Linked DNA regions of Mus musculus: regions 2, 3, 4, 5, 6 and 7 are each linked to region 1. Evidence: chromatin loops called from intact Hi-C (ENCODE). Cell type or tissue: gastrocnemius. All regions are shown on one strand. Region 1 overlaps Cyp26b1 (cytochrome P450, family 26, subfamily b, polypeptide 1). Region 2 has its middle 16 kb from the start of Gm10445. Region 3 has its middle 100 kb from the start of Gm10445. Region 4 overlaps Dysf (dysferlin). Region 5 overlaps Exoc6b (exocyst complex component 6B). Region 6 holds the start of Gm10445 (predicted gene 10445). Region 7 overlaps Exoc6b (exocyst complex component 6B).

The links. A loop is a pair of places that touch in the nucleus more often than their neighbours do. Peaks named below come from ENCODE experiments on the same cell type or tissue, not always from the same donor. Only the 100,000 strongest peaks of a DNase experiment are listed, where the experiment ranks them.
Region 2: it touches region 1 in a loop (10-fold over the local background); 30 of 42 quality-filtered maps call a loop at or near these places.
Region 3: it touches region 1 in a loop (7-fold over the local background); 13 of 42 quality-filtered maps call a loop at or near these places.
Region 4: it touches region 1 in a loop (14-fold over the local background); 25 of 42 quality-filtered maps call a loop at or near these places.
Region 5: it touches region 1 in a loop (2.6-fold over the local background); 7 of 42 quality-filtered maps call a loop at or near these places.
Region 6: it touches region 1 in a loop (2.5-fold over the local background); 18 of 42 quality-filtered maps call a loop at or near these places.
Region 7: a loop joins it to region 1, with 2.3 times the contacts of the local background. A loop is called at or near these places in 17 of 42 quality-filtered maps.

What each region holds. Positions count from the first base shown.
Region 1 is chr6:84,587,073-84,591,072 of GRCm38, forward strand. Cyp26b1 (cytochrome P450, family 26, subfamily b, polypeptide 1) reads right to left here. Exons shown (of 7, transcript NM_001177713.1): 2 at 730-1,121. The coding sequence starts at 933. Among named protein-coding and RNA genes, the nearest start is that of Cyp26b1, 4.8 kb to the right of the region's middle. In gastrocnemius, no CTCF peak of the experiment used is centred here; DNase peaks (open chromatin) are centred at 681, 946, 1,601, 2,053 and 1 more place; H3K4me3 peaks cover 3,260 bases; H3K27ac peaks cover 1,991 bases.
Region 2 is chr6:84,405,565-84,409,564 of GRCm38, forward strand. No RefSeq gene overlaps it. Among named protein-coding and RNA genes, the nearest start is that of Gm10445, 16 kb to the right of the region's middle. In gastrocnemius, a CTCF peak has its summit at 2,418 (motif pointing right); DNase peaks (open chromatin) are centred at 2,435 and 3,144.
Region 3 is chr6:84,319,043-84,323,042 of GRCm38, forward strand. No RefSeq gene overlaps it. Among named protein-coding and RNA genes, the nearest start is that of Gm10445, 100 kb to the right of the region's middle. In gastrocnemius, CTCF peaks have their summits at 1,728 (motif pointing right) and 3,679 (motif pointing left); a DNase peak (open chromatin) is centred at 1,630.
Region 4 is chr6:84,091,771-84,095,770 of GRCm38, forward strand. All of the region lies in intron 17 of Dysf (dysferlin), which reads left to right. Among named protein-coding and RNA genes, the nearest start is that of Dysf, 74 kb to the left of the region's middle. In gastrocnemius, CTCF peaks have their summits at 1,883 (motif pointing right) and 3,431; DNase peaks (open chromatin) are centred at 1,899, 2,974 and 3,428.
Region 5 is chr6:85,015,527-85,019,526 of GRCm38, forward strand. The region is part of intron 1 of Exoc6b (exocyst complex component 6B); the gene reads right to left. Among named protein-coding and RNA genes, the nearest start is that of Exoc6b, 52 kb to the right of the region's middle. In gastrocnemius, a CTCF peak has its summit at 1,684 (motif pointing left); no DNase peak of the experiment used is centred here.
Region 6 is chr6:84,423,509-84,427,508 of GRCm38, forward strand. Gm10445 (predicted gene 10445) reads right to left here and starts at 330. Exons shown (of 4, transcript NR_046063.1): 1 at 56-330. In gastrocnemius, a CTCF peak has its summit at 2,485; DNase peaks (open chromatin) are centred at 2,519 and 3,367.
Region 7 is chr6:84,914,456-84,918,455 of GRCm38, forward strand. The region is part of intron 6 of Exoc6b (exocyst complex component 6B); the gene reads right to left. Among named protein-coding and RNA genes, the nearest start is that of Exoc6b, 150 kb to the right of the region's middle. In gastrocnemius, a CTCF peak has its summit at 2,050 (motif pointing right); a DNase peak (open chromatin) is centred at 2,049.

The sequences.
Region 1 (4,000 bases):
GGGTCTTTTGCATACTTCTCCTAGCTATCCTCTGCTAAACTGTCCCCACCCAATAAGCAAACAGACCCTTTCTCCCCCCGAAAGCTGAGAGCCCTCAACTCTCTGCCTTGAATTTCTCTAAGGTTTTCTTTTCTCTGCCACCACAACACAGAGATACAGATGCGTGCATACATACATACATACACACACACACACACACACACACACACACCAGAGGAGGGGGAGAGAGAGGTGAGTAGCACCTTGTACTAGCCCAGTTGTACCTGAGCCTGAGCCCAATGTACTGCAGAATGCTGCCCAGGTCTTAAAGTGGGCCACTCAAGCTGCCACAGGCCCTCTCCTCTTCTACCTCTCCCGCGCCTAGGACACTAAAGTCTACTGGGGCTCAGAGACAGAGGTGAAAACTAAGCGAAGCCCTCCAGACTCGCTCCCCAGCGCTCTCCGCACACCCCTGCTTGGACGCCTGCAGCCCGGAGCATCACACTCGGGAGCCCTCTCTGCTACCTACCCTGGTCAATATCCCTCTTACTAGCTCACCCGGCCTCGTTAACTAGCTCACAGGGCGCCGGAGGTCTCTGAGCCGCGCTGCAGGCGAGCTGGGGAAACCCAGGCGGCGCCGGCTGAGGCAAGGAAGGGGCGGGGCGGGGACCGGTGCTTCCGAGTGTCCGAGCTCTCGGCGCCCCCTGGCCGGACACCCGCGGCTAGCGGACTCCTCGAGAGAGCGCTTACCTGTAGCAACCAGTGACCAGTCTCTCCGATGAGCGGGAATCCCATGGAGCCCTTGGGGATGGGCAGCTTGCAGCTCTTGTCGCGGGTGGCAGCCCAGCGCAGCTGCCACAGCTGCTGCGACACCGCCAGCAGCAGCGTCACGGACACCAGGCACGCGGCGAGGGTGGCCAGCGCCGACACCAACTCCAAGCCTTCAAACAGCATGTTGGCAGCCGCTTGGGGGATTGGCTGTGCGGTCCGCGATGGGGGAGGGGAGGGCCGGACCAGAGTGACGGGGGAGGGGAGGCTGCGGCAGGGGGTCCTGGCACCCCTCGGAGAAACCCAGGAGATGGGGCCGAGGGGAAGGGGCTGGAGGCTGCGAGGTGATCGAAGAGAGAGAGGAAAAAGATTGCCTGGAAGAAGAGAGAAGACACGAGGCGACTCGAGGTGTAACTTTGTTTGTTTGTTTGTTTGTCCCTTTAGGCGGGCTCTGGGGAGGTGAGATGGAGCTGAGTTAAGCTGGTGAGCTTGTTCTCCCAGCAACCATCACACACGAAAAACTTTGGAAAACTTTATCCACCAGGAATCTCTCGGAAGCCCCTTTCCTGCTTAAAGCTAGGGGGGCAAAAAGAAGGGGAACCGAGAGCTAGCGGAAAGTGCGATCAATTTATCAAAACTATTCCTCCAAGATTCCTAGGTACATAAAAAGAAGGAAAAAAAACCGGAATTCAAAAATTCCAACGAACCCAGAAACTTTGGGGGCTTGGGAGAAGACTCCCCAGATGAGGCGAGTGTAGAAGCTGGAGCGGCCGCGGCACTCGGAGGCGGGCAGGCGGGCGCGTTGGCCCGAGCGCGAGTGCGGAGTCGGCGAGCCGCAGCGGGGAAGGGACGCAGCCGGCGACAGAGCCCCGGGCGGGCTCTGGGGCGGCGGCGGCGGGAGGGAGGGGTAAGGCGGGGTGGGGTTGGGGGAGGAGGTGGGAAAACCCGAGCCCGGCTATCTATCAATTAAGAAAAGGCAGTCTGTCCCGGGACGCAGTCTCTCGGCTCTGGAGTTGCTGTTAGGGAAAAGAGAAGAGATGAGGGGGGGAAAAAAGGAAAGAAAGAAAGAAAGGCAAAAAGGGATGAAAGAAGGGGAAAGCAGGAGGCAGGACTTCAGGGCTGGTGGTTTGAAAAGCGTCTCTCAATCTGATTTGATCCAAGGCAAGGCGATGCGTGTGTTTATATAGAGGCGGGAGCAGCGCCGTGGGCGCGCGTCCAGCACCCCCCCTGGGCGCGCTCACAAAGCGGGAGGCGTGGTGAGAGGCCGGCCGGCTGCCGAGCGTGTGAGCTCCCGCCGGCCTCCCGCCCAGCCGCCCCGCCCGCCGCCCGCCGGGGACCCACTTGTAGGCGCCTCAGGATCAAACTCAGTTCACCTCGCGCCTTCTCTTCCTTCTCGCCCGGGTCTCGCCGAGTCCAGCACCTTCAAACGGATGAGATGAGACACATGCCCGAGCGCGCATGCACACACTAATGCGCGCGCGCGCGCACACACACACACACACACACACATACACAGGAGCGCACACGGTGCGCACCCTCTTGATGCTAGTTTGACTATAAAGCTACTTTACTCCTGCTTTTTCTCCCTCCTGGATCCCCTCCCTGGTTCCCAGCTTTTGGCTGTTCTGCGTGGAAGTTCCTTATCCGACTGTCCCCCTCGATTGGGAGTTGCCAGAAGTCTCTCTACCCAGACTCCATCTCGCGGAATTCCGTGGGACCCGGCAAACTCAAAAGATACATGTTATTCCCTCCTGATTGCCTATAGCCAGGGTCCGCATTCCTAATATCTGCATCTACAAACCTCAGTAGTCTAGATCCACATGTTTCTTACCATCCAATGCCTGGAGGGTCTTCTGTGCCTGTGTGAGTCCCGGGCTACCAATGCTCTAACACTCCTGAGGACCACAACACACACACACACACACACACACACACACGTTAACAAGTCACTAGTGCTGGTCCTGGAAAGTGTCCAGCACCTGAGACACATGTGCAGTGGTCCTGTACCCAGAGGCCGCGGGAGTCCTGTACACATGTTCTCAGATATGTGTGAATAAGTAAACATGCCACTGAGCGCGACCACCTTCTCAGAGCTAGCCACGGAGAGTCCAGAGCCCCATCCTATGTGGGGTGTGATTGTGGCACCTGCATGTGCTCTCACCAGACGCTGGTGGAGAGAACTTGAGTTTGAGAGTCTATCCATAACCGTATGTGTCTGCGCATCCATGGATCTGCCTGTTATATGGCCTCTCCTGAGAGCCCGGGACGGAGCTGCACACAGCGGCCCCAGTATTTGCATGAGTAGCGCGTAGCTCTCCCTGTCCGTTGCCTCTGGTTTTCCCCAGACGTCTAGTCTTCTTGTTCCACTCCCACACTCCCGGAGCAAATACTAGTAATAATAAAAAGAAATCATCCTAGACATGCCACCTGCAGTTTAGGGTGCTGAGCGTGTAAACTAATCATCCTACTCTGCTAATAGTCCCCTGCATCCGGTATAGGATCTGCTTTAGAGCTCACTATCAGAAAATGTGCGAGAGCGTCTAAGATGCGCGTCTACGCGCGCGCGGTCTCTCGCCCAGAGAGCGCGGCAACTGAAGTTGACTCGGCCAGCAGAGCTCTTTCAGCCCGGCTCTGGCTGCAAGCGCTGGGTCAGCTCCACGCTCACTCTCTGCCTTGGAACCCCACCTGGTGGTTAGTTTTAGTACTACAGCCGCAGGGCATATTGTCTCAGCTTCCCCCTCCTTAAATATCTTTTCCTAACTGGGGACAAGCTCCAAAGAGACAGCCTGAAGATATTCCCAGGGGTTCAGTTTAAGAATCCTAAGGCTGCCCCATCTCCACAGGACAGTCGGAACCGGGACACGAAGTCACATCAGAACCACTGTGACCCCAGAAATAGAGAGCTGGGGAGTGTTTGCTTAGGTGAATTTTACTTTACAGGACCTCTTAGCAAGCAAGATCAGCGAGGCCAGTGCTAGTCCAGTCTCCCTAGGAGGATGGCAGAGTGTGGCTTGGGAAGTTTTGGGGACCTTGATGTCTTGAAGTACCCTATGAATATGACCAGTTTACCAGTATTTCCAGGCAAAATATCCTTAGGGGAAGACCAATACTGGGGCCATCTCGCTGTGGGCAAAGGGACATGAACACAGCCACATGAAGGTCTACTATGAGGCTGCATGGAAATAGGTATTGAAATCTACAAGGCCATACACAGGAGATCCTTGTCCACAGCCAGGAAATGCTTCTTTCTAAG
Region 2 (4,000 bases), 180 kb before region 1:
ACTTGATTCCAAGATAATGGCACCTTTTTTTTTTTTTTGAAGGATGTGGGGCATTTGGGAATAGAACTTTGCAGGAGAAAGTGGGCCACTGGGGGGGGGGGGCAGGCCTTGAGGTGTTCTAGCCTGGTCCCACTGTAGGTGCAGAGGGATCAGCCATCACTGTGACTTCCTCTTCCTGATGGACTGCATCCACTTTCAACTGTGAGCCAAAAATAAGGCCTTCCTCTGTCAAGTTGCTTCTTGTTAGATGTTTTAGCCCAGCGTTTAGTAACCACTACAGCCTGGAAGCTACTGTACCACAATGTTCACAAAGTGATTTGCAAGTATGGGTTTTAGTGTAGCTTTTATTTAAGGTTTGTGCAAAAGAGGAGAGAGGGGGAGGGGGAGAGGGAGGGAGGGGAGAGAGAGAGAGAGAGAGAGAGAGAGAGAGAGAGAGAGAGAGAGAACGAACTATAGAATAAAAGAGACATGCTGCAAGTGGATGAAACAGTAGAAGACACAGGCTCTTCTTAAAGGTTACCTCCAGGGAGCACTCCACCTTGAGACGAGGGCCAGCCCTATATTCTGATGATGGTTTTCATAGGGTACCTCCTCACTCCTGGTCTTCCCTCTCATCCCCACTCAAAGTGCTCAGAAGTCTAAGATAAACTGACATGCTGTCTCCAGAGCAAAGCCTGCCACAGCCCCACCAGGCATCTTGGATGGCAGCCTGAGGGAGTCCCAGGGCATCCAGATCCCCCAAGTCTGGCTCGGACAGCACTGGCCCCGGATCTGTAGCTGGACACAGACAACAAGACCCTGTCTCCCAGCGTTCAACTGCTCTGAGGTATGTACAAGGACAGCTAGCCACAGGAAGTGGTGACAGAAGTTAACAGAAACGAAAAGGACCCATGTGAGGAAGCCACGTCTTTCCTTCCCAGACCCCGTTTTCTCTCCCTGGGCTGTGTTCAAACCCTGCTGTCTTTGGAGGGAAATCCATCCCATGTGTTTCTTATTCATTTCCTCTTAACTCATCCGAATCCTGTTTTGAAAGAGGCTATTGGATGGGCTACAAAGCTGTAGCAAAGCTCTCTGCTGCCACGCCTGCTTGTGGACTCACCAAATACCCTCCTAATCCATCAGGCTGTGGGGAAGACTGGCCCAGTATCTTCCTGCTCCCTGGTCTCTGCCCCTTGGAGTCCTTCCTCACCACTTCTGCCATCTGGTGAGCTCTGGGGCTGGAAACCTACATGCCCATGGGGGATGAGACTGTGAGCTGGGCAAGACCAGACATGTGAACCTGAATAGAAGATATGGGGTTCAAACAAAGTTGCCTAGAGCATCTAGGGATACCTAGAGCAGAGTGTGACAGAGCATAGCTGGCCATAGGAACCTCTGGAGGGGCACTGTACACCCCTCCTGTACATCCTCACTGTGCTGTACAGTTGAGCACTGGAGGAAAGGGGTGTCTTCCCAAACCCATGGCCAGAGTCTGAATCTCAGCCTTCTAAGAGTGAATTTGAAGGATGAGACCACATTCCAGTAGAACGTGACAATTGGTTCCTATCCTCGTGGTCTAGAAGGTTCTAATGGATCTGCTGAGGCATGCCCAGTGTAAGGTATGGAGGCATAAGCAAGTTGTCCTGAGAAGACATTTGGAAGTAATTAATTCAAAAGACATGAAGCGTGCCAGAGCCAGAAAGGACCTTAGAGACTGTTATGTTCCACCCCTAGTCTCTGCCGTATTTCTATAGATCCAGCCCCCGATTAAACCCCCCACCTCAGAAGGTTTTGAAGAAGCCTAGACACCTCCAACTTCTGCTTTTGAAAAATCATTGGGCAGTAGCAAAAGGCCAAACCTACATCAGGCAACGCCTAAGGTGAAACCCAAAGGGAAGCCGGGATAGATAGGGATGAAGGAACCCGAGTCCTTCTGTGTGACCATCAACACAGACTGGACCTCTTCTGCAGCATCTCCCTCTTCTCATAGTCACTGGCAAGGACAAATTCTTCCGAACCTGGTAAGAAGGTGTATGCAGTCGGGGACCAGAGGCAAATGGTATCCTGTTGGAAACTCAGGGTGCAACTGAGGTGGCTGGAGACAGTAGGGAAGACGAGGGACAGTGTCAGAACTATTTTGTAGAGAGCTTCTGTAAGTTGTTGTCATGCAGCTAATAGTGTGAACACCAGAGTCTGTATCCTCCTGTCTTTAAAATCCATGCAACCACAGGCATAGCTGGGGGTGGGGGAGGGGGGGAGAAGAGATACTAAAGAAGGGTCTGTGCTAACAGTTGCTCAGGCTACATCATCAAGGAGACGGGCACAGAGTTGGGAGAATAGGAGGAACATGGCTGCTCACGACTGGAAGGAAGACAGACCACAGCTGGGCAGTAAGTAGCAGCCAGTTGGGGGTCTCGGCTGCCACAGCCTTAATGGTCTGTGTCGGTTGCACTCAGAAGCTACCAGCAGGTGGCAGTATTTCAGAACAAGAAGGTTAGGACTGGTGGAGAGATTCTGGTCCTTTGCGTGCCAGGAATGTTTGTCAGTATCTCATGGAAGCATTATTGGATGATCGTTAGCCCCATTTTACACATGAGAAGAAGGTTTAGTAGCTTTCTTGAGGAAACAAAGCACAAGAACCAAAAGTCTAACCCCGCTGTCTAACTCCAAATCTAAGCTGGCTACTGAAGAGCATAATTCATCCCATTTGCATTCCACTAAATTTCCACCGTGTAGTAAGATCATGATAGAACTTGATACTCAAAGCTATTTAGACCACACCCCTACTCCAGGAACCAGACAGCCTATTGATTTCACCAATGACAGATTGTGATACCCGGTGACCATGGTTATGGGTACACCCAGGGCAACAGTTAGCAAGCACAGTGGTCCCAGGCTTGGTCCTGGCTCACACATGCACTGGCTGGGTGGCCTTGGGTATATCAATTGCTGTCTCAGGGCTTCTGTGTTTCCATCTATGTGTGACTGAATATAATGTCAGCCTTTGGAGAACATGGTAAGAGAACACATTTGAAAAATTGGCCATGGAGTTGGTAGTGTGTTTTACTGAAACAGCAAATATCAACTATGACAAGCAACAGGAGCCAGACGGGTAATTAAAACGTGTTTACCAGGCTGGACAGTTTGGCTGGCAGAGGGGAGCATGGCTTACAGCCAGGAGAATAACATGGGTGTGGAGACTTGATAGCCCACGATTCCCAAGATGACACGGTGGTGGGTAGGCAAGGAGCTCAATAACCCTCTTTGTTCCTAGAAATCCGGACATGACAGTGTGTCTCAGGACTGGGGAATATAAACCCTCATGCATTTCAGACTCAACCAGACTCAAGTAGATAGAGTATTCATGGTCATGAGTGTGGTGTGTGTGTGTGTGTGTGTGTGTGTGTGTGTGTGCTCATGTAGGTGCATGCACACATATGTAGAGTGCACGTGTATGTCTTTGCATGTGCTATGGAGTCTAACAGTTGGAAACCAGTGTCCCCCATCATTCCCCACATCATTTTTTAGGCAAGGTCTCTCACTAAATTTGGAGTTTATTAGTCTGCTAAGCAGGCTTCTGGGACTCCGGAGATCCAACTATCTCTACCGCCCAACCCTGCCTCCCTACCGAGCATCTATATAGGTACTAACATTCTGAATTTAGGTCCTCATGCCCATGGGACAGGAACATCAACTGGGTAGTCTCTAATCATTATGGTATCATTATCATAAAAAAAAAGACAACAACACACACACCCGCGAAACAAAACAAAACAAAAACAAACAAACAAACAAAACAAAAACAAAAACAAAAAACAAAAACTTGCAAACCCACTATGTACCCAGCATTAGCCCTGGCCAGCTTTGTTCCTTGCCACATTCTCATGTCATCTCTGGTACTTCTTCAGACACTGCTCTGACCTCACCTGAGCCAAGCCCCTTGACCCCCTTCCCATCAGCCCCTTACAGGCCCACCCCCAATCTCTGCCTGGCACAGGGCAGCAGCATGGCTCCTGTCAGG
Region 3 (4,000 bases), 270 kb before region 1:
TCCGATGCCCAAGCTGCCTCTCTCTGAGGCCCATTCACAAAATCCCAGCCATGTAGTCAGGCCTTGCCACAGGTGGCATCTGGGCCATGCTGGGGCCTGGTGTTCCTGATCTCTCTACAGCCTCTGTCTACTGAGAACCTCTGCCCAGGCTACTCCAACCCATCCCTATCTAAAATCCCTATCTTCAAGAGCCCTCTCTCCTTCATTGTTCCTGTGGACTCTTGCTGTTTCTAGTTTGCCCTGAAGTCTCCAGCAAAGATCTTGGCTCTATTTGACTAAAACCCTAAACACACACACACACACACACACACACACACACACACACACACACACCTCTCTCTCTCTCTCTGCATATATATGTGTGTGCTCATGTGTGTGTGTGTATATACGTACTTTTGCTACAATGTAGAACACAGCAGACATTAAATCTTATTGGTTTAATTTTCTTTCAGATAATAGTACAGGCTTTGATTTAAAAAAAAAAAAGCCATGGAAAAAGTGTTAAAGAGAAGTGGAACATTAATCAGGGAGCTCTGATGAGAGGAATGAAAGTGTTTCCCTGAGAGGCCAGCATGTGCAGCAGCTGTGTGTGGATATTTAAATGACATTTTTCATATGTTGCCATAAAAAAATCTCTTTGAGTCGATTCTGGAAATATATTCCAATTTGCTACAATGCCAGTGGTTTTAAAATTATTTAGAAATAAAATGTGTTTATGATTTCGGCTGTACTTTGTGTATTGTCGGCTTCGGGCCTCTTTCCTCAGAGGAGGGCCTCGCTGATTTCTCAGAAACTCCGGCTTGTAGGACAGAAGCTATGAGCCTGGGGGCCCTAGAGACCAAGGCTGGGCTTTGTTTTCTCCATAGCCTTTGGCTAGCTACATCCCCTGCTCTGGAGGTTTCAACAGAGACAGAGTGGATCCAGGTGAGAAGCGAAAGGTGACAGGGGGTTGTTTATGTATCAGGGAAGTTTGGGGATTTATTTTGAGAATGAGAAAAAGATTTGTGTGTAGTCCTAAGTCTACATACATTGATTAGGCTAACTCTGATCTTGGAGTGATCCACCTCTGCCTCCTGAGCCCTGGGACGGGGCGGCAGGTGTATCCCACCATGCCTAGGTGGTAAAACCTTTTGAAACGATGTGATTTATGTTGTAAGTCAGACTGGAGACTCCTGGACTCCCTTAGAAGCCTACGTTTGGCAAGAATGAATCTCAGAGTCAGCAGCCCTATCTAGACTTTCCACTGTGAGACCATTGGTCCCACAGGGGCTGTGAGTGTCAACTCCTGTTTGGAGCCAGTTGGGATGGGAACTCTCTAGACTGTGCCCTTGCGCCCTCTCCTCGGGATCCCTTCCTCAGGGCTCCCTAGGGCCTTCCAACCAAGCTCCTGCCCTCTCAAAGGCTGGCTTCTCCCTCCTGACCTAGCTTTAGCCATCTTTGGGAATGTTGGCCAGCTTAATGCTAGGGAGAGGAGACTCCTCAGTGGCCTTTGGACGGTGCACACTAAGGTTTTCCACACTGGGTCTCCTGGCCACAGGTGAGGCCAGGCAGCACTTTAATAGGATTCCATAAGGAAAACAAACCCCTTTCAGGCCTCCTTCAAGGTCAGGAAGTCAAATGTCTTGGAGGGTGTTCCTGTCCTCCCACCTCCCCAGGTTGCATGGCCCCAAGGCTTTCCTAGACTGGCCCAGGGCCCTGCTTAAGAGTTGGTTTTGTCACCACTGACCAGTTGGGGGCACACTCTCCTTAGTTTTCTGTCTCTGCCTGGCTTGTTGGTTGGACCTGGAAGGAAGGATTGGGTGTTGGGTCCCCATCTCTTCCAGGGACTTCTTAGAGGGCTGTGGTGCAGCAGACCCACTTTGACACGGTCTGCCCTGGCATTTCACAGACTCTTGCACTGCCCCTGCACCCTTACCTGCTCTTCCCAAGAGAAGGTGTTTCCAGATGGAAAGGTAGACTGGAGGAGGGGAGCTATTCATGCAGATAGAGGCAGAGGCCCCCCACCCCTTACACACACCGGTCCCCTTCCCTTCTAAGCTTACTCTCCTCCTGTCCCATGTGTGTACACCCAGATTGTCTGCCAAGGATCCTCCGTCTAAGGCTCTCTCCCCTGGTAAGGCTCCCTTGTGTGAGCCAGCTAAAGCTCTCCTTTCTGTGCTTCTGGCCCCAGGAAACCTTGTAGCTGCAACTTGGGGAGGGTTGTGTCTAGCTTGCTTTTGTCCAGCTATGGTCCCCGTTCTGTGGGCTTGTTGTAAGGGGGACAGTGAGGGCAATACTGGGAGCAGGTGGGACACGGAGAAGATTCTAGAAGACCTGGAACAGGTGCAAAAAGAAAGCCTATGTTAGGACTAACTGGCGGGTTGCATTCAGAGGATGTGTGAGCATCGTTCTCTTGTCTGAGATGATTTGAATGAGCTATGAGAGGAGCCTATTTGGTTTCATCACCTCAAAGACAAAGTATATGGAGGCGCAGGGAGATGGGCTTGTGCCTTCCTCTGGAGACAGTCTGCCCCTATGAGATGTTAAGATTTCATGCGATGTCTAGTAAGAAGAGCTAAGCACTTCTCTGGCATGCAGAGTAGAGTCTCAATGAGCTTTGGAGCATATGAGAAGATTGGTTCTTTAGTTGGTAGGATTGGAGGTAAGGTGTCACTCAGCACCCACTAGGAATGGACAGGTGGGAACAGGAAGGAACCAGCTAGAGAAATTTAGAGCCACAAGAGGTTTCTTGAGAAACTGGCCAGAGATGGGTGATCAGTAAAGTTCTCACTTTTACTTTGGGCTCAAGTAAATTTCAAGGCACAAGAGCTACTACTAAGGTGACATGCCCTACTGTGCTTCTCCAGGCCTGATGAGGGACTCGTGGACCTGGATTCAGTCCTGTACCAGGAGGACTGAGACAGTGTGTGGCCTCTCTCATACCTGCTGGGAATTTCGGCAAAGTTCCTTTATTTTGTTTTCCAAAGAAAAGTATTTTTTTCACTGTGAAAATTCCTCTGTAAGACTGCTTGCAAGCTAGTCACCTGAGAGAAACTCAGGTTTTCCCTTTTATGAGTACACAGTGCCATAACCTCCCCAGGCAATGAGTGGAGGGAATGGAGAAAGGGTCGTCTCTAGTGGGAGCTGGCTCTGAGAGGTCGTGAGGATGGATGGAGAAGCTGAGATGCAACAGTGGGGTTGGGTAAAAGACACAAAGAAAGGAGGCTAGAAGAGGGGAAAGGGACAAGTGTCCACCTGAGTCCCATGGCTGACACTATGCCATGGCTGGCCTGAGTTATCCACAGAGCTGACAAGTCACACATTTCCTTTGCTAGCTTGAGCCTCACGGGGGAGTCAAAATCCTGTCAATTGAGAACAATGCTTTCTGGCTTGGTTGTCTCGTGCCAGTCAACTTGTGCTAGGGGTAGTTCTAATGCTTAGCACAGGGCTGGGGTGTGGCTCTGTTTGTAAGTGTTTGTTGAGTAACACGCATGAAGGCTTGGGCTTGCTCCCTAACACTGTATAAACCCAGTTCAGTAGAGCAGGCTTTATCTCAGCACTTGGGTAGTGAAGGCATGAGGATCAGAAATTTAAAGTTATCCTCCTCTACATAATGAGTTCAAGGCCAATCTGGGTTACATGAGCCCTTGTCTGGAATAATAGTGTTTAAGGTTAGACGCCCTCTTTTGGCCTCTGTGGGCACTGCACCCGTGCGCACAAACCCTTATAAAATAAATACACATAATTAAAAGTAAATCTTAAAATGGTGTTTGTCATGTTTCAAAACTATTTACTAGCATTCGTTTCTTGCTGAATTACTTTTTAATATGTCTGTTTTGGAGGTGGAGTAACATTTGACTTACTAGTTACAAGTGCTCTTTACATATTAAGAATATTAACATAAAAGCCTGGGTTTGTGAGTCTTTTATAAATAATGCCTAACACATGAGGAAGTTTTTGGGCCTACCTCTGAACATTTATGAGATGAGATGAGATGAGATGAGATGAGATGAGATGAGAT
Region 4 (4,000 bases), 500 kb before region 1:
TGTTCCTGTTGTGTGTACATCGCTGAGTGTGCTCACTCAAACTGAGTCACTGTGATAGCGCAGGGTGGCCACTCTTGTGCTGGAAGCCTATGGCTAGCCAGGACACCTTCTGTCGATTCTTGCTTCAATTTATCTGAGATAAGCGTCTTGAGTTGAATGACTCTTATTCTCGCCTCTGCCCGGGACAGCTGAAGGCAGGATGGGGTAGCCTTGAGAACCCTGGCTCTGCAGCCTGTTGGGGCTCAAGTTCTTTCTACTCAGGGGAGACACTCAATCTCCTCTCTACAAAGTGGGGCTTCTCATCATCTTTCTCTTAGGGACCCAGTGGATTATCCCAGCCCCGCTGGTGTCTGAGATTCAGTGGTCAGAGGCAGCGGGTATTCATGCACTTCACCTTCAGCATTATCCACTGATCTTTTTTTTTTGTTTTGTTTTTCCTGCATCAATTCTGGTCCTCTTTGCTCTGGTCCATCTCCCCACAGAAGTTATCCCTAACCTTGCCTGAACTTGAGAACTCCACAAACTGTTTCTTGTAGCATTCAGATGGAGGTTCTCCTGAGCCTTACGAAAATGTGTCCCCCTCTAAGATGGAGGCTTTCGAGCTTAGCATAGCCTGCTTGATAGTCCCCTCCCTCTCTCAATGCCATGCACTTTCTATTGAGGCAAGCTCTGTAGAGGTGTTTGCACAGGCAGGGCGGGGCGTCCCTGCCCTCTGCCCCTCCGCAGATTTGCTGGTTCATGAGTTGTCTCTCATCCCCTCTTTTTAACTCCTCCGAAACATTTTTCAAAATAAAAAAAATTTTTTTTTGAGATGGAGTCACACTACGTAGCCTTGACTGGCCTAGAGCTTGCAGCATTTCCGGTGTCTGGTGTACAGAGGTTGGAAGGAAGCTAGTTTGGCCTTGAACTCATAGAGCTCTGTCTGCCTCTGGCTCAAGTGCCTGGATTAAAGGTATATACTGCACTCTTGGTGTATTTTAAGGTAGGGTCTCTTGTGATCTCAAACTGGCCTTGATTTTACTGTGTGAGATCAAGCCTAGAATGACCTTTTATTTCTGATCCTCCCTCTCCCCTCCCCCAAGTGCTGAGATTACAGGCATATGCCACCATGCCTGATTTATGTAGTATGGGAAATTGAACACAGGGTTTCATGCATGCTAGGCAGGTACTCTACCAGCTGAGTTATACCCTCAGTCCCAAAGGCTAGTTACAGAAAATCTCAAATACACACCAAGGTTGAGTCTTATCCAGTGATCTCGGTACTCTCCTCTCAGCACCTAGCATTGATCTGGACTTTGAACAATCCAACACATACGGACATGCTTCTGGAAGGTATCCCTCCCAGGTGTGAGGACTCTGTCCCAGAGTGTACCCCGTCTACACAATGAGCTGCTCAGAGGGTTTGGTGAACTGGTGCTTTGCACGTACACGTAGCAGCGTGAGGTTGGGGACAGCGTTCATGTGGGTCAAAATGAGGCAGTTCTGACTAACCCGCATGTCACAGTCTGCTTCAGTTTTCAGACTGGGTACTGTCTCTGTCTCTGAATACAGGAACGAATGACAGTCAAGGCACAATATGGCATTTTGAGTGTTTTTTGGGGGAAGTTTCTGATATGATACAGCCGTGCTTCTGTGTTCGGCCATCTGATGAGAGTTTAGGCTTTCCCCCAGCCACATCATCGTTTATTTTTGATGTATTCTTTTTGTTACATAGATACTTCTTTTTTTATTGTATAATTTATTTATTTATTCACTTAATTATTATACTGGGAAATAAATTTAGGGCCTCGGCATGCTTGCTAAGCACCCACCACTGTGCCATAGAGTCAGCCTCTCATCACCCTGGTTTTAATGAGGTGAGAAAGTTGTCTCCATGGTCACTAGATGGCACTCAAGTCACGAGCAACCCAGTGTGCTCAGGGATGGCGTCAAGGGCTGGACCACAGCTTGTTCTTGTAACCAGCTGATGACTTCTGGAATGTGCAGCAAAGTAGCCAGATCAATATGACAACAGAGCTAAATTTATTGATCAAATTTGGTTATTCTTTGGGACTTCCCGGGTTCTCTGAGGGCCCTTCCTGTAGAGATGGGTCCCTTTCTCAGGTGGACGCAGCTGTCTGGCCTGAAGGTTGTCACTTCCTTTGCCTATGGCTACATTTCTTTCCCTAGCCTGGAAAGTACACTGCCTTGTTTTCTTGTTTCTCCCAAAACACAACACAAACTGTACTGTATGTTGGTAGAGTGCTTGCCCAGCGTGCAGGAGCCCTGGGTTCCACTTCCAGCACCATATGGTAGCCCAGCACTTGCATGGGGGAGGCAAAGGGATCAGGAGTGTGAGGCCATCCTGGCTACATAGTGAGTAAAAGACCCACGGGGCTAACTCATTGAGACTGTATCTCAAAACAATGACGATGACAACAACAGCAACAGCAGCAAACCAACCAATCAAACCCGCTTCTTTCTGCCTTGAGCTCCCTGATGATTTGATTCAGCCTGGAGTTTTGTTTTTGTGATCTTGTTTTTGTCCCCAGTAAGGACAAGACCTAACACGAACCTCTTAAGCACTTCTGCCCGCAGTTTGCCTAGCCTGAAGTTTGAAGTACTCTTTGGACCCTGTGCACCAACGTATGAAGGGAAGACTTTGTTGTTATTATTATTATTATTATTTTTAAAGGAGTATGCCCTCTTAGATGTGGCTATTCTTTTGAAAGGCAGTAAGCTCACGGGACCTGTGATACTTGCAGGCATCTTTGACGCCGCCACCCCTATGGACAGTGTGCTCCAGAACGGCACTGGGAAAACCAAAGTTGTCTTTGGATTTTGGATGACAGTGAATTTCCCAGTAGTCTCCCCTTTTCCCTCTTGCCTGGACCAGGCGGGTGTCAGGCAGCCAAAGCCGTGGGCTTGGGGCTCTGCCGAGCCTTGGGAGCTGGCAAGACTGACTGAAGGCAATGGCTTGGCTTCTCCAGGGTACACGCGTGTCCCCAGGGACCGCCTGCTGAGCTGTGACTTGTGGCTGGCAGCCTGTTCTGTCCCTTCCAGTTCTTCCAGGTGAGGAAACTGGGCTTCACTCTCACAGTAAAAAGCTAGGCGTGTTCATTTGGGACTTGGGGCTTCCTTGGACCCAACTCTCCAGGCTCAGGGAAAACACAGCGAAACACTTGTGTTTTGGCAGAAAGACGACCAGGACTAAATAGCGGCTTTGTGTTGGTGGCTTCTTTGCTCTCCCGCCCTTGACTTTATGAGCTGTCTGCAGACACAGGGGCGAGAACCTGGGGTGAACCTCAACATCGGAGACCTGTGACCTGTTCTCAAGTTGGGAAGCACTGGCCCAAGACGTCAGCAAGGCTGAGCCAATGCCCACAGTCCTATCTGCTTATGGCTCCTAAATCTACAAACGAACAAGGAGGCCTGTGCAGTTCCAGCCACCACCAGTAGGTGGCTAGCTTGCCGGTGGGACTGGTAGATAACTATCACTGACTGGCTACCAGGATAAAAGCCAGTCTCTAGCAAGAACACAGGGGTCCCATCTCTGACTCTGCTTTCATTAGTCCAAGATAACAGGCTCCTCCCGCTAAAGCATCATTTGGGATGAGATTAAAGTAGACTCTGGGGACCACAGCTGTGCCTGTGTATGTCACTCTTCCAGGCTGAGAACTCTCCTATGCCAGGGCCCAGCTCAGTTCCTGTAGATAAGAAAATCTTCACAAGATACACACTCTGCCACACTGATTCTTGCCACTAACCTTGGGGGCCGAGACCTGGCTGCAGAAATCAGAAGGCCAGCTCAGGACCTTGCCCTCTTTAGGTCTCTGGCTTCAGTTCTCCATCCCTGCTTTTACCTCTAGACCACCATATATTTGTGCTTTACACTCCTTTCTGTGAGCCTTCCAGAGCCGTCCAACCTGGGTTCTCTGGGCCACAATGGATGAAGAATTGTCCTAGGACACATTAAATCCAAGATGTCCAAGCCACATCCTGAGAGTTATAAGAGAGTACA
Region 5 (4,000 bases), 430 kb after region 1:
CAGTTCACCGCAAAATTAAGGGTAACACACACACACACATGCCTACAAACACTGACTTCAGTAAAAACACAGCCATCAAGATTCATTCCCCTTCCTTGGAAAGAAAAAGATGAACAAAATTATAAGCGGCCCTCCAAGTAGATGATTTTACAAAAGCTATGTAGAACACACTTGACCGAACCTACCACTGACATTTCAGTAAGTTTCAAGCTTAAACCTTCCTCTTTCAAAGAAAAGAAAAGGAATCTTCTAAGTAAAGATATTAATATTCCTTGTCATGTAGAAAACTAGGGGGCTGCAGGGGGGGACACTGAAAAATCCTCAAATTTAAAAATATAGGCTGGTATTCAATTTTTAAAAAACTTTTGGTTTAATTTCAGTATATTCTGACACAGTAATAGTGTCTACATTAGGTTCTACCAGGAAAAAATTTTCATTCATTCTCTCCAAAGATAAAGAACAAACTTGATGGGGAAAAAAAATCACAAAGTTCAGAAATTCAGGCACCAGGTATAGCAGAGCATGTAATCCTAGCAGTTGGGAAGTGGAGCAAGGAGGGTGAGGCCTCCAAGAGGAGCCTAACTAACTAGGGCAAAGCCCCCTGAACTATGAAAGGCCTACTCAAAGGAAAATAAGCAGAGAGAATCAGAACTTAGATAATGCCTCCCTGGGCTTCCTATTTTTAAAAAAGAAAAGAAAACCTAAACTAAAAATCAAAGTAAGAAAATGTGGATTTTAGATGTCTGATTGTGAGGCCTTGGTCTTAGCCCTGTAATTAGCTACATCTTTGGCCAATTCAATTAATCTCTCTGACCTTCAGCTCTTTCTCATTTACAAAATAGGAAACAGCAATCAATTACAATTTCCCTGAAGTCCTAGCTGAGCGCTGAACTTTCTGATGCAGGCACATAATGAGGAGGAGTGCACTGTGACAGACAGCAGGTGGTAGATTTAATCTCCTTATCAATGTCGCCAAGTTCCTACTTAGAATCTTCATGATTTTAACACTCTATTAGACTAGGATGTAGCATAAATTTAAAGGTTTACAGTGGGCCCTTGGAGTAGAAAATTTAAAAATTAAAATAAGAATTGGTTAGTAAGGAGCTCCCAGGCCTGTAATCCCAGCATTCAGGAGGCTGAGGCAGGGGTCTGAGCTCAGTGATTAGTACCAAGCCAGCCAGGACAACAGGGCAAGACCCTGACTCAAAAAAAAAAAAAAAAAGTTGAAATCTAAAGCACACAAATCTAAATGAAGGAATGTAGAAAGTGCCCTATAGTTCCCATGTTCTGGAAACTTACAGTACTCCCTGGTTCTGGGTGAACTCTTTGTGTACATGCAAGGGAAAAGGATACACAGTTTCCATGTAGCTATGAGACAGGTGAAAATATATTTACTTGCATTTTGTGTCTTTAATTACAAATTGCTTCTATCACAGTAAAAAGCAATGTGAACATAAACCATAAAGACTCAGCATTTCAAATATATTTCAGCATAAGTCATCAATAACCAACAGGCCTATCAGATACAAAAGGCAAAAACAAATAAATAAACAAGTCTTAAACTGGAAAAGTTCGAGATCTACTAAATTAGCTTTCTACTGGCAGTCAGCACTGTTTTTAATAGTATTACACTTTCCCTTCTGAATAAATCACCTAGAGTGGAGAAAGACTGCCATCTAGTGATGACCAATTTCTAATATTTCTTTAAAAATGGAATTCGATGTAACTAAATAAAACAGACTGATGAAAAACATCCAAAAAAGGCATTTGATCAAATCTGTGGGTCCAAGGCAGGGGATGTAGCTCAACTGGTATAGTGTAACCTTTCATACAGAAAGCCCCAGAACTGCATAAAAATGGCCATGCTACCAACACTCTGGAGGCAGAGACAGGAGGACTAGGCATTCAAGGCCATCCTCAACTACAAGTTTGAGGCCAGCAGGAGTTACCTGAGACCTTGTCCGCACCTCCCACCCACCCCAACCTCCTTAAAAAAAAAAAAGTCTTAGAAAAGACCAACTCTTTGAAATATGACTGTACTTCTCTATGCTTTCTGACACAAGATACATAACAGTTAAACAAGACTATGGAAATTCTGGGGGGTCTGGTTGGTTGATATTGTTGTTCTTCCTGTGGGGTTACAAACCCCTTCAACTCCTTCAGTCCTTTTCCTTAGTCTGAGCACAGGGGAGGAAGAAGCAAGCAGATCTCTGCCTTGGCTCCAGAGTGAGTTCTCTAGGAGTAAGAGAAAGGACTGAAGGAGCTGAAGGGGTTTGCAACCCCATAAGAAGAACAACAATATCAACAAACCAGACCCCCCAGAACTTCCAAGGACTAAGCCATCAACAAAGGAATACCCATGGCTCCAGCTGCATATGTTGCAGAGGATGGCCTTGTAATGCTTCAATGGAAGGAGAGGTCCTTGGTCCTATGAAAGCTCCATAGATGCCCCAGTGTAGAGGAATCAAGGGCAGGAAGGTGGGAGTGGGTAGGTGGGTGGGTGGATGAACACCCTCACAGAAGCAGGGGGAGGGAGGATTGATAGGGTGTTTCCAAGAGGGAGGGAAACCGGGAAAGAAGATAACATTTAAATAAAGAAAGAAAATATCCAAAAATAAAAAAGTTTTTAAAAAGACTATGGAGCAAACAATGGGGAATTGCTTATCATTCCATCACAAGAATATCCTAGAACTGTAAAAAGTAAGCAAGAAGAAATGCTTAGAAATTAATCGTGATTTGTATACAATAATGTTGATTCAAGTAAAATGGAGGCCTAAGAGTTTGATTTCCATAACCTCCCTAGTATATCAAAGGTTTTTACAAAAGGTATATTTGTGCATCCTAGTGTGCATTGCTAATAATACACCTTGATACATCATAATGGTTCCATATCCCCCTCCCACCTAGATTTCAAAAGCATTATTTTAAAAGCTTTTAACTGATAAACTGACACTTAAAACTTGAATTCAACAAATACTTACCATTCTCCTACACTAAGCCACTACAGAAGTGTATGACTTGCATAAAGTCAAAATCAGCTTCAATCTACTTTTGCAAAGATAAGGAAGGAACCATATAGGGTGGATGATACACACTCATAATCTCTGCACTCAGGAGGCTGAGGTCAGCCAGGGCTAAAAGGGAGCTGGGCAGTGGTGGCACACTCCCTTAGTCTGAGCACAAGGGAGGAAGAAGCAGGCATATCTCTAGAGGCCTTGGCTCCAGAGTGAGTTCCAGGACAGCCAGGGGCTACACAGAGAAACCCTGACTAGAAAGAGAAAGAGGAGGGAGGAGAGAGAGAGAAGTATGAGAGAAGAGAAAGGAGGGAGGAGGAATTCCACTGCAGGATGAGTGAGTTGTGGATTAGCTGTGTCTACATAGCAACTATTGATGCTTTTCTGTTTGAGCAATCCCGTCTCTGTCTGGTGTTTCACCTTCCTATCCTACAACTAGAGGTAAACTTTAAGTTACCTTGTCAGTGACCAGTTAACATAAGGATACAACTCTCACCAATGAAAAGGGAAAACTGTTAGTGACATGCCAAAGTTGGGGAGGGAAGTGTGTAAAAAGTTGCTTTTCCTACCATAAATACTGCCCTGTAGAAATAAGACACAGGCAGGTGAAGCACCCATACTAAAATGAGAGGAAATGGTGCCAATAATCTAGGCGGAGAAAGGGGAAAGTGTACAAAACACCTGAGTCCTGGACTGTGAAGAAATTCTCACCAGCTGTCTCCAGATACTCCATTTGTCAGTCAATTACCAATTATTTAAATCACTTTCCCTCAATCCTCTGCTATTTGCATGGTAAAGTATCCTAAATGCAGCAAGTTGTTCAGTTTGCAAAGGCAAATCAAAGAGACAAACAACAATAGGTATCCACAGTTTGTTAAGGACTCCAGTCTCCAGCCTCAACTATCCTCCCTTTCCTTCCATTTCAAAGTAAATCTCATTCACTCTTAAAACCACAGTTCACACCTTCCTTCTTCCGAAGAGCCATT
Region 6 (4,000 bases), 160 kb before region 1:
GTCACCGGAAAGCTTTGCTTCTAGAGAAAAAAAAAAAAAAAAAACAGTGGCTTACATTGCTGGGTGGAGACAGTCTAAGGAAACCAGTATCAGAGGTGCCCAGGCTCGCAGGATGAGTGTCCAGGACTTCTGAGAGTCATCACCACAGTTGTCCCCTTCCTGAACCAGGCAGGAGCAAACAGAAGCAGATACTGGTCCTGTCCTCATGAGGTTTACTGCCTGGAAGGCCAGACAGACCTCATCTCTTCATGGTTAGACCTTGTTAACAAATGTGAGGAGAGCAGAGGGCAGAGGGCAAGGCCCATGCTTAGAAGCATGAGAGGAGCATGCGCACTGGGCCACAGGGGCTGGACAGAGTGCATCGGAGGAGGGGCAACACCAGAAGGAGTTTGCAGGTCACAGTGCCTGGAGATTAGGCACTTAAGGTTGGCCCTACAGCACCTCAGTTGGTTCAGTTAGCAATAAGGACTTGAGTTTAATCTCTAGCACTCGATAAAAAAGTGAAATGTGGTGGCAGGCATTTGGCATCTCAGTGTGGTGGGGCGGCAGAGACAGGAGGATATCAGGGGTTTATTGGCTGGCTAGCGTAGCCTAATTGAAAAGCTACAGTCCTCATAAGAGATCTTGCTTCAAATAATAAGGTTAATGGTTTTTGTTGAATTACAAAGTTAGTACACATGTGTGCGCACACACACACACACACACACACACACACACACACACATATTCCAAGCCTCTGCTCAGCATCATATCACTCATTTCCCACAACTGGTCTTAGCCAAAGAGGAAATCTAAGCGGGAAGCTATTGTAGTAAATATTTAAAATAATCCCAGCCCAGGGCTTCTCCCAGTCTTGGTCATTAAATATTTAAATATTTATTACTACATGAAGCTAGGTAAGTGTCCAGGACCTCAGCCAGAGAATGGCCCTCCCACAGGAAGTGGGTAGGGTCTGTTGGGGACAAAAGTCACCTGTATGTTTGAAGTACATCATCCATTTTCCTCCCCTGCCTAGACCTGGAGCGAGGTCCAGTGTGCCAGTGTGCCTCTAGGGCCAGGACTTGGGGAGAAGACCTTGTGCCCACTCTTCTGTTTTTCATTCACCTAGGGAACAGGTCTCTGGAGATGAATGAGACAACAAAGCTTTGAGAGTTTAAAAAAAGGCCTGGGTTCAAAATCAGCTCTATCTTCTCCCTGTGTATGAGCTGCTGGAAGCTGCTGCTACTGGTCTTACATTCCCCAGTCACCTGATGAGCAAAGCAACGTTCATGTCTGTACTGGACAAAGCCAAATGAGGACCGTGGTTGCAGGAGTCTCACACAGTCACCCAGACCTTGTAGGGATGGGACGGTGGCAGCTGCGTGTTTAAAGTCATAGTTATCTGTGAGATTTCTGAGAAGATAGATCTTCCCAGGTTGTTTTCAGAAGCTACGGACTCTGATTTCTCCATGAGTGTACGGCCCTCCCGCTCTTCCTTGCAGTCTCTGGGGACTGAATCACAGAAGCCAGCTGTCCTGGTTCTCCAGTTACCATTACCTATAGGAGCTTTGTCACATCCCATCCTTGCTCACATCCTGTGATGACCTGCTTCCAACCTTTCATATCCCTGCTCTTCCTCTAGCAGGCATCTCTGCTCTGTTATAGCTCTCCTCTAGGCTAGGAGCACTCAAGCCCTAAGGCATAGGCCATAGTAAAGCCCACACCTGCATGAGACCTTCCCAAGGCGATCCCTTACCCAGTGCTCCTGAGTGACCCCTGCCTCCCCCAGCACCCCTCCCTGCTTTTCTCCTTAGTAGATTTTCTGTCTGCTGGGGCACCCAGTCAAGGCACCAGCTGAAGACTCCTGATGGGCAGAGGGAAGAGCTCCCTTGGTAAAACGCTTGCTCTCCAGGCAGGAAAATCTTGGGTGGGATCCCTAGCACCCGTGGCAAAAGAAAGACAGACATGGTGGCGTGCACTTATCAACCCAGAACTGGGAAGGCAGAGCCATGAAGATCCTCAGGTCTTATTGACCAGCCCGCCTAGGTGAATCAGTAAGTATCGGGCCAATAAGAGACCCCATCTCAGAAGGCAGGGTGGACGGCTCCTGAAGTTTGACACCAGAAATTGACCTCTGACCTCTACATGCACATGCTATATATACTTTTGTATGTACACATGTGCTCTCTCTCTCTCTCTCTCTCTCTCTCTCTCTCTCTCTCTCATGTACACACAGAGAGAGTGAGAGAGACAGAGAGAGATGGAGAGACAAGGAGAGAGACAGAGAAGTAGAGAAACAGAGACTGCTTTTGCTAAGAGCCAGGCGCTGGGCTGGAGCTGGGGCTTACTGGAGAGGCCCTCTCTAGAATGCGTGCTGAGCTGCTGGAGTCAGGAACAGTTTCATCCCATCCTGTCCAGAACCAGCTTGTGTTAGCTCAGGGTGGGAAGGGTACCGAGGGGAAGCCCGAATACCCAGTGTTTCTGCCAGGCTGCAGTCCCCCTCTGCAGCCACTAGGCCATGCTGCTCTCCTGGGCTGTGGCCAGCAGCTCTTCCTGCAGGAGGTGGCAATGCCAGCCAAGCCTCTGGAGTGGGGAAGAGCCTGGAGGACAGCAGAGCAGGAGGAGACCACAGAAAACTACAAGTCCTGCGCCTCCAAGACTTCCCAGGAAGATGCTGCCATCCTGTGACAGAGAGATGGGCTGAAATTCACAAGGTCTAGCATAGAGACCCCAGAGACAGGGCAGACAGTCCCAGTAGATTTCTGTCCCCACCCTGACTCCATTCCCTGCTTCTTCCCTGGCCTGAAGTGGTAGGAAGTCATTTTCCTAGATGGCCAGGGTGCCTGGCAGTCTATGACTCCTTGGCAACCACAAGAGCCTGGCCTCCACCCACTGACCTTGGACCTCTTCTCTCCCACCCACCTGCCAGAGCTTACCAAGGTGTCTGCTCTGCTCTAGGCAGAAACTTAGAGGGGTGCATAAGACACCTTCTACCTTCAGTCTTAGAGCTCAGATCTTCTCTAGCCAGAACACTGGGTAGGAGAGACAAAGGCTGGTAGAAGGAGCAAGGCTGTCTCTCTGCATTAGGAGGAGCCCATGAGGCCATGCCCAGTTCTGGGGAGGTTATACACATTTAGCAAGTGGCAGACTCCAGGCCTTTGATTCTCTATGAAAACTATGAATGGATCTGAATTGCCTTGGAGGAGACAGACAGAGGCCAGGAATGGTTTGGTTTCAACAACATAAAATTTTATGTTCCTTAAACACACCAAATCACCCTAGATGGCCATTAAGACATCACGGCCAAGGGAACGTTCTGGCTGTTTCCTAGATAAGGTCAGGGTTCACCTGTGAGTGACAAGCTGACTGCTCCCAAGCAGGCTGGCGTTGTGCAAGGGCACGGTGATCGCTGCCATCTGGAATACGCTATGCCCCCAGAGGCTGACAGGGTCTGGTGTGATTATCTCTCTCTCACCAGGAGTTTGCTTAGCACATGTTCCACCGGCAGGGCCCAGGTCCTCTCCAGCCTTGTAAAACCATCACAAATTCTAAATTAGATGTGTCTGAGGGAGCGAGGGCCTCTCCCTCTTCTTCTAAAGTTGCTTCCATTGTGTGATGCTGAGCCCCCTCCACTCCAGGTAGAGCTTCAATTCCACAGAGACTTAGACTGTATCTTCTGTTTCATCAGTTCAGCAATTATTTACTGACCACCTGCCATGGGCTCTACCTGCTGCTTCGGGGAACAGAAAACCTGGCAGGAGCCTGGTCTTCACCCTCAAGAAAGATGCTATAGTCCATGGCTTGTGGATCCACTAGTATTTGATGCTATTTTAGATGCTAACTATTTTGAAAGCCACAGTGTTCCAGAGAAAGGAGAAGAGCTACTTTTGGTCCCATTTGTCAGGTGAATAAACTGAGGCCCAGCAAGGTTGATTACTTCTCTCCAAGCCATGCAGTACATTCAGGGTGGATCTTAGCAAGAATCTCTTGTCTCTGTATGCTCTGTAGTCCCCTCTGTCAG
Region 7 (4,000 bases), 330 kb after region 1:
TCATGTTGTGAAGATCTCTGCTCCTCCACATCAACCCCACAATAAAGAGAGAAAACTCTAAAACCAAGAGCCAAAATGAGTAATTTCTTTTTTGAATGGTTCTTATCAGGCACTATGTCACATCAGTGAGAAAAATAATCAATATGACAATGACTGCGGAAATATAAACCAAAAAAAGCTGCAAAAAGACATCATCTCGAACAGCACTGCAGCTCCTCAAAGTAAGGACCAGCAGAAGGAGCTGTGGGAAAGAGTTTATCAGGATCACAGAGATACCGCAAATACCAAGGGATAAAGATGACAGTGATAGTCACTAAAGAAGTATGATAGATAACAACAATAATGTAATGCTAACTTAAAAATTAAGGAAATCTTCTGGCATGATACAATAACAAATTACAAGGCTATAGTGCAGTTCAAAGAGAATGAAGAAGCACAGCAGGCCCAGAACTGAATACAACAGAAACGATGGCTTGAAACATTTCAAACCTATAACTGCCGTGTTAAGAGCTTTAACTGAAAAGCACATAACAAACATGAACAAAAAGCTAAAGTAAGCAGACAGAAGAAAATTCTAAGAAATAACCAAAGCAGAAATGCCAGAAATCAAAAACTCAAGGCAAACAAGAATGCCTTTGATGGGCTCCTTAGCAGACAGTACACAAGCAGAGAACAAGATCTCTGAGCCAGAGATAGAAGAACAAAAAATTTAAAACTAATATATATCCGAATATCCAAAAAGAAAACATCAAGATCTGGGAGGCAAAAACAAAAGATAAAACCCACATGAGAGGAATAGCAGAGGAAGAGGAGACCAGGGAAAGCACGAGCAATGGAAAGGCGTGACTGAGTCTCCACAGACTGATGCCCCACACCAAACCACACATTCAAGGACACCAAACCCCATGTTATTCAACAGGTAATATAAAGCTAAAACCGCCACACTTAAGCATTAAACTTCAAAAAAGTCAAATATAAAAACTCAAGGCAGATCCCAGAGCAAACAAACAGTTTCTCTAGAGAACAAAATAATCACACTTGTTTTCTCATCGTGGACCATTTAATCAAGACTATAAGCTCTATGTGTAGAATGTGACATGCAGCATTCTGTAGCAAACTGAAAAGAAGTCTGAAAACAAGTTGTTGCAGGAGCAATGAGCCACCAGCAATGTCCTCTCCCCTCTTCCCCTCCTCATATATTCACATTAAAAATGATATAACATATCTACATACCTTACTAGACATAGCATTGAATGAAAAAATGATGTGAAAGAAAGCCATATCGTGATTTAAACATTCTGTTTCACATAAAGGCTTCTGTAGGAAGTCCAATGAGAAAAAATTCAAAGACCACATCAAAGTGAAGAGCAATAACTAAGCTGCCCTCTGACAAGGGGGAATGATGATGAAAACCCCTTTGTGGTAGAGAAAGCATGCACCTTTAGTGTGGCTGACTAGAAAGTCTAGGACACATGTATATCCTGAGAATTACCTTGACATTGTGGCATGATGCTGGAATTCCAACCAAGTTATGGAATATGCCATTGGCCATGTAAGTTACTACTGAAATCAAAGATAGGGAATTCAATACATAAAAGGCAACTTCTGTGGAGAAAACTATATCATGGCTTAGTCTTCCACTGTAAAAGTTACTGATAAATCAAATCTACAAATACACACACACACACACACACACATAACATGGATAACATTATAGCTTGTAAATATGAGAAGTGATGAAAATATAAAACTTATATCTAGATTCTAAGACACAGTGTTTAGAGAAAGGTTCTAATAATATCCAACCTGCACTGAAGAAATACCAATGAGAAAACAATGTGAACTGCTATGCTAGGCTTGACTCCACCTCCTGAAACAGCTTAAGTAAAAAAGAAAACACTGTGAAAGATGAGAATCCCAAAGTTTGAATTTGATCACATTAAGAATTTCTACCAAAGAGTCAAAAGGTCAAACCAAGTGTAGCAGTGCACATATGTAATGGCAGAAATGTAGTAGTGCACATATGTAATGGCGGAGCTTGAACAGCAGGGGGCAGAGTCATGGCGTCAAGTAAGACTCTACATACATTTGTTTAAAAAAAAAATTAAAATAAGCTCTAGAGAGATGGCTCTGCAGTTAAGAGCACTGACTGTTCTTCCAGAGGACCTGGATTCAATTCCTAGCACCTGCATGGCAGCTCACACCTGTCTGTAACTTCAGTTTCAGGGGATCTGACACACTCACATAGACATACATTAAGGCAAAACATCCGTGAACATAGTGAACATAAAATAAAATAAATCACTCATTTATTTCATGACATCACTCTGTGAGAGGACCTAGTACCAAGTGACACAGAACACGTCATGTCCAAAAAGTCCCTCACAATCCAGTGTTTCCTTGTTTTATCAACAGCCTCCATTAACACTGAACGTCCCCCCGCCCCGAGCCCTATCCACTCATGGACAGCACACGCTTGGACAGAAGAACATCATGACACAGAGATCAAATCTCTACTACCCCCAAAACTTAGGCAGCCATGGAAAATGCAATGCCATCTTTGCAATTTAGTCAACCTATGAAAAGCCTAGTAGAATAACCAAAGTGAATAAAATGTCTGATCCAAATTTCCCACAAAAATTGAAATTTGATGAACAATAGCAGAAAAAGTGTTAGAGAACATGGGACCTATATGCAGTATCTACGTCTTTTAAAGAGTACCATAGGAGAAAAGAACAGAAAAAAGTACAATGAGGCTGATCTGAAACATCAGGCTTTACAAATAGTCTAACTTATAAAAGAATGAATAAGGCTGCTGACACAAATATCTCATAAAAATTAAAGGGTAGACTGAAAGGTTCAATCAAAATAAAGTCACTGAAATTTCCAGTTTGAATTGCCTGTCTGTTACCAAGAAAGGAAAAAAGAAAAAAAAGGAAAAAAAAAAAAAAAAAACACTAGTAAAACCTGTTTCAAAAAGAAAACCAAATTCGTTTATTGTGTTCTCAGGAGCTGGAGTGATTACAAACAGCTAAAGAGCAGCCACTGTCCTCTTTGCCTGACTGCTTACTGCACATTTTCTGTTGTGATGCTTTCTGAGTCCTTTGCATGAACTCAGGCAAAACTTTAAGACATTGATTGCAATATCCACTTGAATGGTGTTATATTCTTCAAAAATAATGTTACAAAAATGCAGGCTTTCCATACAAAGAAAAGGACTAAACTAATAAAATATGACAGCAAGCATGGCTTGGGGCCAGAGACCCATTTGAAACTTATAAAATCTCTCTAAGATCAGAAGGACATATGCTTTCTTCTTGCTAGGTGTAAAACTATACAGGCACACAAGCTTCTGTTTCCAGTTTTAACTTAAAGCCAGGTGTTGTACAATATGTTGAAGGCTTCTATTCATCCTCTAACTAAAACTTAATTTTATTATCACAGCGGGTATCTAGACTACCAAGAATGACCAAATTTACACTCCTAAGTGTATACAGAATAGGGCCTGTAAATAATTTTGACTCTAGAACTATCATAATGTAGTAAATAAAAGTAGGAATGATAAGTGTCACCTAATTAAGAATTAATTTATACAACATAAATATCAAGAAGTATTATTCAATTTATTTAAAAACTCATGTCTTGAAATAGTATGGAGAATATACTTATTATATTAACTTTTTAAAAATCAAAATATAATTTATATATTATGTGATCAAATTTTAATTAAGCAAATACAAGCATAAGGAATTGTAAAGAATGTCTACATAATTTAGATTTCAAAAATAAACAAAATATCTGTAATCTTTAAGGTACCAGACAAAATTTAGAAGATGGTGAAAACTCACCAGGGAAGGTTCAAAAATGCCTGATGCATGAGAAAAAAGGACGTGTGTTGACAGACTTTCTTTTTCTCTTTTTCTTTCTGCCTTTTTTCATTTGTAGCTTATTTGACAAGATAAGGAGTGGCTAAATGTCTCTTTTTGGAACAACAAAAAAA